2 separate regions of the Mus musculus genome follow, and region 2 is linked to region 1. A link is a contact called in ENCODE POLR2A ChIA-PET data. All regions are on one chromosome and are shown on one strand. The core of a region is the stretch at or near the end of the contact, and the rest is flanking DNA. Distances in the headings are between cores, read along the strand shown. Region 1 overlaps Galm (galactose mutarotase). Region 2 holds the start of Srsf7 (serine and arginine-rich splicing factor 7).

Evidence for each region. ChIA-PET counts read pairs that join two places held with the same protein, here RNA polymerase II (POLR2A).
Region 2: POLR2A ChIA-PET joins it to region 1 with 26 read pairs in embryonic stem cell. The contact joins the promoter of Srsf7 here to the enhancer-like site in region 1. POLR2A ChIA-PET finds 5 or more read pairs at or near these places in 4 of 5 experiments (Patski and embryonic stem cell).

The regions. Positions count from the first base shown.
Region 1 is chr17:80,165,440-80,169,383 of GRCm38, reverse strand. All of the region lies in intron 4 of Galm (galactose mutarotase), which reads right to left. Among named protein-coding and RNA genes, the nearest start is that of Gm51284, 28 kb to the left of the region's middle. Within about 2 kb of position 1,439, at least 1 of the 3 ENCODE cell types and tissues checked has a DNase peak (open chromatin) inside an H3K27ac peak, as active enhancers do.
Region 2 is chr17:80,205,400-80,209,434 of GRCm38, reverse strand. Srsf7 (serine and arginine-rich splicing factor 7) reads left to right here and starts at 2,130. Exons shown (of 8, transcript NM_146083.2): 1 at 2,130-2,260; 2 at 3,407-3,587; 3 at 3,997-4,035. The coding sequence starts at 2,233. It also overlaps a transcript of Gemin6 not described here.

The DNA of each region.
Region 1 (3,944 bases), core at 190-2,689:
GGATCCAGATGTGATGCCTTCCAGCTGTGACACCCCAGGATTACTGGGGTGTGAGACAAAAGCAGCGAAGCTGGGTGTCGACTTGCGGAATACTCTGTGATATTGGGTTATTTTTTTCTTCTTTCTTTTAAAACTTTTAATTTTGAGACAGCGTCTCATATCGCCCAGGCTGCCCTTGAGCTTGTACAGCTGAGAAGGCTGACCTTTTCTAAGCCTGCCTCTACCACCTGTGCTGAGGTCATGGGTGTGGCCACCACGATTGGTTTTATGCAGTACCGAGGATGGCCCAGAGACCTCATTCATGCTCTGTGGCATTCAACCAACTGAGCTTCATCCCCACCCATTTGTGTCTTAATAGAACTTTCAGCTAGCCTGATTTAAGGAAACCGCTGGCTGAAAGCCATTAGCTGAAGACTGACTTGAGGAACACACGTTTAGTGATGGAGCCCACGAATGGCGTGCTAGAGGGAGGAGGGAGAACACAGGGAGCTACTGTCCACTGGAGACCATAGAGGAGCTGGGGAGAGCAACAGAAGGGGAGAAATGGTGCCAAAATGAGAAAGCAACATACGCTCCTGCAGGCTAGCTGGAGCTTTGTTGATAGCTGCTTGGAAGGAGACTCAAGGACCACCAGCAGCAGCAGAACATGCCTCACCTACGGGCTTGTGAGAATCACGGACCCAGTAGCTCAATCAGAGAATGCGGAGGCAGAATCTGTATTTAACGACCTCCCCAGTGATTGGTATGCACAGACCTGAGCACTGAGGCGCTGCTACACAACGGGAAAAAAAAAGATAGAGGGAAGAAAAGCTGGCAACAGGAAGCACTCCCGAGCAGAATTCTGGTCTCCATGGGGACGGCCCAGCTGTGCTTACAGCCCAGCTGCTCCAATTACGTCTGTCTCTTTAGCTAGTCAGGTTGGGAATAGCCAGAAAGATTTGCATGAGGAGGCCTGCAGTAATGGGGCTCCTGGGCACAGGTATTCGTCTGATATCTAATTAAGCCATCTTGGTTAAGTCATCTCCTGAATGGCAGTTATTATTTTAGGAAGCGACATAAAGAGGATGATAATGAAAGGTGACACCCTGGGTGGGAATTCTTACTTCATTCCAGCAGCCAACAAGGAAAAGCACCTTGGGACTTTCCTGTAGAGGTAGCATTTTGGAAACATTTCACAGACCCCTCGGTCTCAGCACTCCTCTGCACTTTTCCTCTGCTGTCTGGTTGTGTTGATGATGTCATTCCGATACCATGTGGGTGGGTCCCGCTCTCCCCAATCTCTTTCTCACTCCACTGAGGGCTTTCTGATTTTTTTGACTCTGACTCAAAGGAAGGAGGGTGTCGCTTCCAGATATGACGTGACATCCACAGCAGGAAGAGCTGAGCTGAGCCGCAGGTCACTTTCAGATGAGAGGGCAATTCTTCATGGTTAACCCACATAAGGCATTTCCTGACAGTGTTTTTCCATCTTAGATGGCCATCAGCACTGAACACAGGGATTTGCCATTAGTTAAGAAGTTCACTCTGCCGTGGCTCTCTGCCCAGCTGTGGCCTTCATGCCTTCTGGCTGTACCGCAGGTGTGAGGTTCCAGATAGGTCTGATCTTCTCCAGAGACCGCCAGGTCCCTGGTGTCACCGTATTTTCTTACTATGTATCCTACCATCCTTCACATCCTTTGATACTTATGAAAGACCCATTGTCTACAGCCTAAGCTACTGGCTTAGTGACCTTTCTTGACCTGTCTAACACTCTGACCTCCTGCCCTTGGATCTGACAGAAACCCTAACTGTGGGCCAATCCACGTTCTTTGTCCAGACTTCTGAAAGAACCAGGAGAAAATTCACAGACTGAGGCTATTCACATTCATCATTTGGATTCCCCAAGTTCTCCCACAACCATTTCAGTTCTCAAGTCAGTTTCCCTCTCCCTTAAAACCTTTCTACCTTGAGTGGTACCCAACCTCTCCGTGACACCCTCTCCCCTCTTCCCTGCCTCTTCCCTTTCTCATAAGCTGTTGAGGATAGACAGACCCCACCCCCAGCCCCCAGGCCTCAAGGATTCTGTGTTCAAGTTACCTTAGCTGATAACAGCTCACAGGCCCACACTCTCTGACACAAACTGGCTTCTGCCCTGATCACGCTATCAGGTGGGGTTAGCTGGGACAGATTCTCCTCTGCTCTCTGCCTGGCCATCTTCCCACCACCGTCCAGCCCATCTTGGTTTTTTGAGACAGGGTCTCTCACTGATCTGCAGTTTGCAGATTTGTCTAGGCTGGCTGACCAGAGAGCTCCAGGGAGCCCACTGTCTCTACCTCCTAAGTGTGGGGTCTATAGGCATGTTCTACTAACACCCAGTTTGTATGTGGGTTCTGGGGCTGGAACTCAGGTCAATAAGCATTCAATTGAACTAACTCTCCAGCCCCAGCCACCTGATTTTACCTCCTAAATATAAAATCCCCTTCTTCTAGCTGACCCCTGCCTTAGGTCCCCCTTAATTCTCACTTGGATATTAAGTAGCTTTCAACTGGTCTCTGTCTCCAGTCAAGCCCCACTCTTACAATATTGTGAGACGGTATTTCTAAGCTGACAATGGTGTGAAGTCGGTCTCCTGGATTCAAACACTCCAAAGACCTCCATGAGGTCTAATGTGCAAGCAGAACCCTGTTCTCTGGTGCTGACCCTGGAAGAGCATGAGCCAGCAAGTGAACAGCTTAAAATTTCCACTCTACGGGGCTGGAAAGACAGCTCAGCCGTTAAGAGCGTTGACTGCTCTTCCAGAGGATCCTGGTTTAATTCCCAATACCCACATGGCGGTAATTCTAGTGCATCTGTCTGTAATATCTAGTTCCAAGAGCTCTGACACCTCCACACAGACAAACATGCAGGCAAAACATCAGTGCAATAAAATAAAAATAAATTATATATTTAAAAAACTTGTCACTCGAGTCCTTGCCTTGTCTGACTTAAAAAGTCCATCCTACTTCAGTGTTCCACGCTTTGGCTTCTTCACTCTCTTTATTTGTAGATTCTGAGACACTAAAAAACTTCTCAAAAATAGCCTCCCCCCGTGCTCAGTTAACACTGGAAGTATTAACGTCTACCACACCTCGAGCCCCCATTAGATTCTTCTACTCCCTGGGAGCTCCTCCAGGGCTCCGTTCTCTAAGAACGGCCCAGTCTTAGGTAGTATGGAAGGCAGTGGGCACCATATGAACCTGAGGTTGCTCTGTAAACTAAGCCCAGCCTCTGCTGCAATGATTCATCCTCTTTGGAATAAAGGACTCTGAGGAGCTCTGCCCACCCTTGTCAGACCTGTAGGAGGGGAAGGCACGAGTGTTAAATCAGAACTCTGTGGGTAGTGATCAGAGCTCTAGCAAATAGCTTCCATCATGACAAATTCACATGACGTGAGCCTGCAGTTCTCACAGGAAGCACACGGAGCCTGGCCGAGTGCTTTCCTCTGCGCTATCTTCCTGCCAAGTTTCCAGCAGGCTGGCTTATGTTCGCCAGTCTTGAAGCAGTGGGTGATGTGTTTCTGGCAGGGAACACAGGGAGCTTTGGGAGGTATTTTGGAGGCTCACAAAGCTGTTCTTGGATCATTCTGTGGAAAGGTCCTCAGAAATGTGTCCCCTTGGGAAGCACCACTGCCATCAGGAAAGGTCCCTGGGTCCTCTGTGACCTTTTCGCGTACTGTTTAGACCTGGCCTAGAACAAGCAGCTTTACTGCCACTGCTTGCTTTGTTTGTTTGGTTGTTTGGCTGGTTGTGCGTGTGTATGTGTGCGATATACATTGAGTATATGAGTGTAGACACATGCATGCCACAGTGAGCATGTGGAATTCAGAGGAAAAATGTCAAGAGTCAGGTCTCTCCTTCCACCATGTAGACTCCAGGGCTCGAACTCAGGCTATCTGGCTTGGTGACAAATGCCTACACCCATCTTGC
Region 2 (4,035 bases), core at 881-3,380, 39 kb before region 1:
GTTGACCCAAGTAGATTCATTTAAACTCAAATCTAGAGGCTGGGCATGGTGGCATACACATTTAATCCCAGCACTCAAGAGACAGAGGCAGGTGGGTCTCTCTGAGTTCCAGGCTAGCCTGGTGTACCGAGAGAATTCCAAGATAGCTAGGGCTACTCAGAAAGACTCCAATCTTGAAAAACAAACAAACAAAATCCCAAACAAACAAAAAAGTGGAATTAGACTTTATAGAATTGCTATTCCTTCAGAGAGAATACAAATGTTTATAATTATTGCTCAATGCCTTTCAGAGAGAAGCAGATTAGAAGAATATTTCTCTAGCATGAAAAAAAGCTCTGGGTTGTATACATAGTGAATCTGTGGGAGGCCTGGACTGCAGAAGTTCCTGTGGCAAGCAAACACAGGAAGATTGAGGCAGAACAATATACTGTGTAGTAAGACTGAGGCAGAACAATATACTTCACTGTGTAGAGTTTCTATTTTCTTGCCAGAGATTTTTGTTGAGACACTATAATTTTAAATATTTGAAAATCAACATACATATAAATTAGTAGTACTTAAGAGTCTTTGCTTTTAAAAAGGGGGGGAGGGGCTAGAGATATGGCTCAGCAGTTAAGAGCACTGACTGCTCTTCCAGAGGTCCTGAGTTCAATTCCCAGCAACCACATGGTGACTCACAACCATCTATAAGGTATCTGATGCCCTCTTCTGGTGTGTCTGAAGACAGCCACGGTGTACTCGTATAAATAACAAATGAATCTTTTTTTTTTTTTTAAAAGAGTCTCATGCTTTATTGACCAAGAAGGACTCCTTTAGAGAAAGCACTCCACACCTGAATCCACACACAGCAAATGAAAACGGAGATGAAATACACGTACCTAGGAACTTCCTCTTTTATGTGTAAAATTTCCAACCCTTGAGTATTCCAAGTAGTTACGATGTAATGTTTTTTGTTTTTTGTTTTTTGTTTTTTTTGGTTTGTTTGTTTTTTGCTGGTTGATAAAAAGAACTTGGGCTGGTGAGATGGCTCAGTGGGTAAGAACACTGACTGCTCTTCCTAAGGTCATCCCTGAGTTCAAATGATGAGTTCAAATCCCTGCAACCATATGGTGGCTCACAACCACCGGTAATGAGATCTGACTCCCTCTTCTGGAGTGTCTGAAGTCAGCTACAGTGTACTCACATATAATAAATAAATAAATCTTAAAAAAAAAAGAACTTAGCTCTCTTTTTAGAGTTGAATTTTGGCAAATGCAGAATTCAAAGGCAGATTTTAAGCAACTCAGGGAGACTGATACGTATTGAGTGGCTGAGCTGTAAGGTTTTAAGTAAAAATTCACACACAACTTTTAAAAAATCCAAAGCACTAGAAGGGAAAAATAAATTTGTGCTTCAGATGCAAGAATTGTCTCGGCTCAGTATGCTTGCAAACTTTTACAGTTTTGCCACAACTTTAACATTGCCAGAACCCCTTCTCCACAACCCTATCCCTTTGTTTCAGCAAACCCCCAAGTACTCAGATCAAACTAACAAATTAGTGACTCAGTGCAAAAAGGAGAGGTATTATGCAGACTCCCCGGGGGAAGTCATCCCTTTTGAGGCCCGTGATGCAATAACCATTAGACATAACTGTGGAGTAAGGGTTATTTTCACACTGGTCTTAGTTTAATTACCTCTGTTGAGCCTTAAAGATCACTGAACACAGACTAGGCCAGGTACCCCAAAGGTGGCGACCGGGACAGCAGCGGTTAAATTTTACGGACTTTCACAGAACGGTCTAGTGTACCTGTACTTAGGTTACGGTCGCTGTCAGTTCCTAGATTAAAATGAAGAGGTAAAAGGGTTGGGAGAGGTTAGGAGGACCCACAGGGTTCAGGAAAGGGGAAGGGGAGGGGAGGGAGCAGGAGACCGCCGGAAGGCCACAGGTTTATGGGCAAGATCCCGGCGTTCCCATGGAAACGTATCCCTCCGCTCCGCTCGCAGAGTCTCGCTCTAAGTTCCCTCCGCCCCGCCTCTAGGCTGTTTCCGCCCAGCTTCTTTGTGCCGCGCAGAACGTTGACACAACGCATGCGCAGAAAAAAAGAATCCCCGCCCGCCGCCTATATAAGCGCGACTCCGGCCTCTTCCTTGTAGTGCCGCCGGGATTGCAGGCAGAGGAGGTTGCGCAGCCGCTTCCGTGCTACTCGCGCTGTGAGCATTCCAAGCTAGAGCCGAGTACACGGGCCGGCCATCATGTCACGCTACGGGCGGTATGGAGGAGGTAAGCGGCCAGGGCCCCAGGGGAGGACGGTGCTGCCCGCCGACCGAGCAGAGCGGGGCCGCAGGGGCGGCGCGGCGGTTAGAGACGGTTATTCCGCGTGCGTAATGGCGGCTCCTGCGCACGCTGTACGAAGCCCGAGGCCGCGGGGGCGGGGAGGAGGAGGGCGAGCGGGACTGGAGGGCATGTGTGCCGCTTAGGGCCCGGGCGCTTGGCGCCTTTTGGTCTCTCCTGGACAGGCCGAAGCCTGGCGGGGTCGCCGTGGTGGCGTTGGCCATTTCTCCGCGCTGCCGCCCGCCTCCACCACCCCACCCCCCGCCCTCGGCGGCGGCGGCGGCTGCCATTTTGAGCACATTGATGACCGTGGTGGCGCATTTCCTCAGCGCTTTCCCGCCACTGGAGCCGGGGAGTGATGATGGGCGTTAAGATTCGGGTTGGGCTGGAGACGGAACGAAACCGGCAGCTGCGAGCTGCGCGTCGTCCAACAATTGGTCGGCATGAGGAGTAGCGCGAGGGGAAGACCGCTGCAAGCGGCGACGGCTTTTTTTCTCTCTCTTTTTTTTTCCTTCGCCGTTTCGAGCGTGGCTTCTGGCTCTGGGGCGGGGACTCGGGTGAGCCTGCGCCTGCTGTGGAAGCCGGGAACTGGCTCGGCCCTGATCCTCGCTGTAGACCTCTCCGCAGGCCGGGCCGCCGGAGCCCGCGCGCTGTTGTGCCCGAGGCTGCGGGGACTCGGGGGGCGGGGCGGGCCCGAGCCGGGCCCCACCTCCACCCCGCACGCCTCAAGTCTACCATGCTCCCGCTGCAGTCTCCCAGGGTTTCCTTCCTATAAGAGCGCCAGAACTTGGTCGCAGGTCTGGCTTTCCAGTCTTTCACGCTGTAAGATTTAGTACTTGGTGAAGACCTCTAAATAAAGGGAGCCAGACCTGGTGGTGCACTAGCTGCCTCAGGGAGGTTGAGGCCTGAGAGTCGTTTGAGCGATGTATAGCTAACATAGTTGTAGGGTGGCTCCGAGTAGATCACTTAGCTGGCTCAGAGTCTCCAAAACAAAACGTGTACGTTGCACAGCTCTTTAAGGATGGTCTGTTTTAAAGAAATGAATTCCCTATCACACGTTGAATAACATTTGTTCTGTTTACATTTTTTAAACAGAAACCAAGGTATATGTTGGTAACCTGGGAACTGGTGCTGGTAAAGGAGAGTTAGAAAGGGCATTCAGTTACTATGGGCCCTTAAGAACTGTGTGGATTGCCAGAAATCCTCCAGGATTCGCCTTTGTGGAATTTGAAGACCCTAGAGATGCAGAGGATGCAGTTCGAGGATTGGATGGGAAGTAAGTGGGTTGTTTTTCAAATTTCTTTAAAATATTCCCTCGGGCTGGATAAGTAATCTCGGTGCTAATCATAGACTCTCTGGGGGTGGACCTTATTTTTGATAGTGTCTCTGGCCTATGTTGACCTGGAACTCACCATATAGCTCCGGTGGTGGTTGGAGCCCTCATTCTGTCAGCCTCTCACATGCCTTACCCTTCAGGCACTGGATAACTTAAGATTTAGGACTAAAGGTGGAATTGGCGGGGTTTTGTAAACAAAAGACTAACCGTGTAGAGAGAATGAGCAGTTGACATTTTTTTAATAAATTAATTTTTATTAGATATTTTCTTTATATACATAGCAGTTGATATTTTTAAATCTAGAAGTCACATGTGTATTCTAACATTAGCATTTTCTTATGTTTTGTAGAGTGATTTGTGGTTCTCGAGTGAGGGTTGAACTATCAAC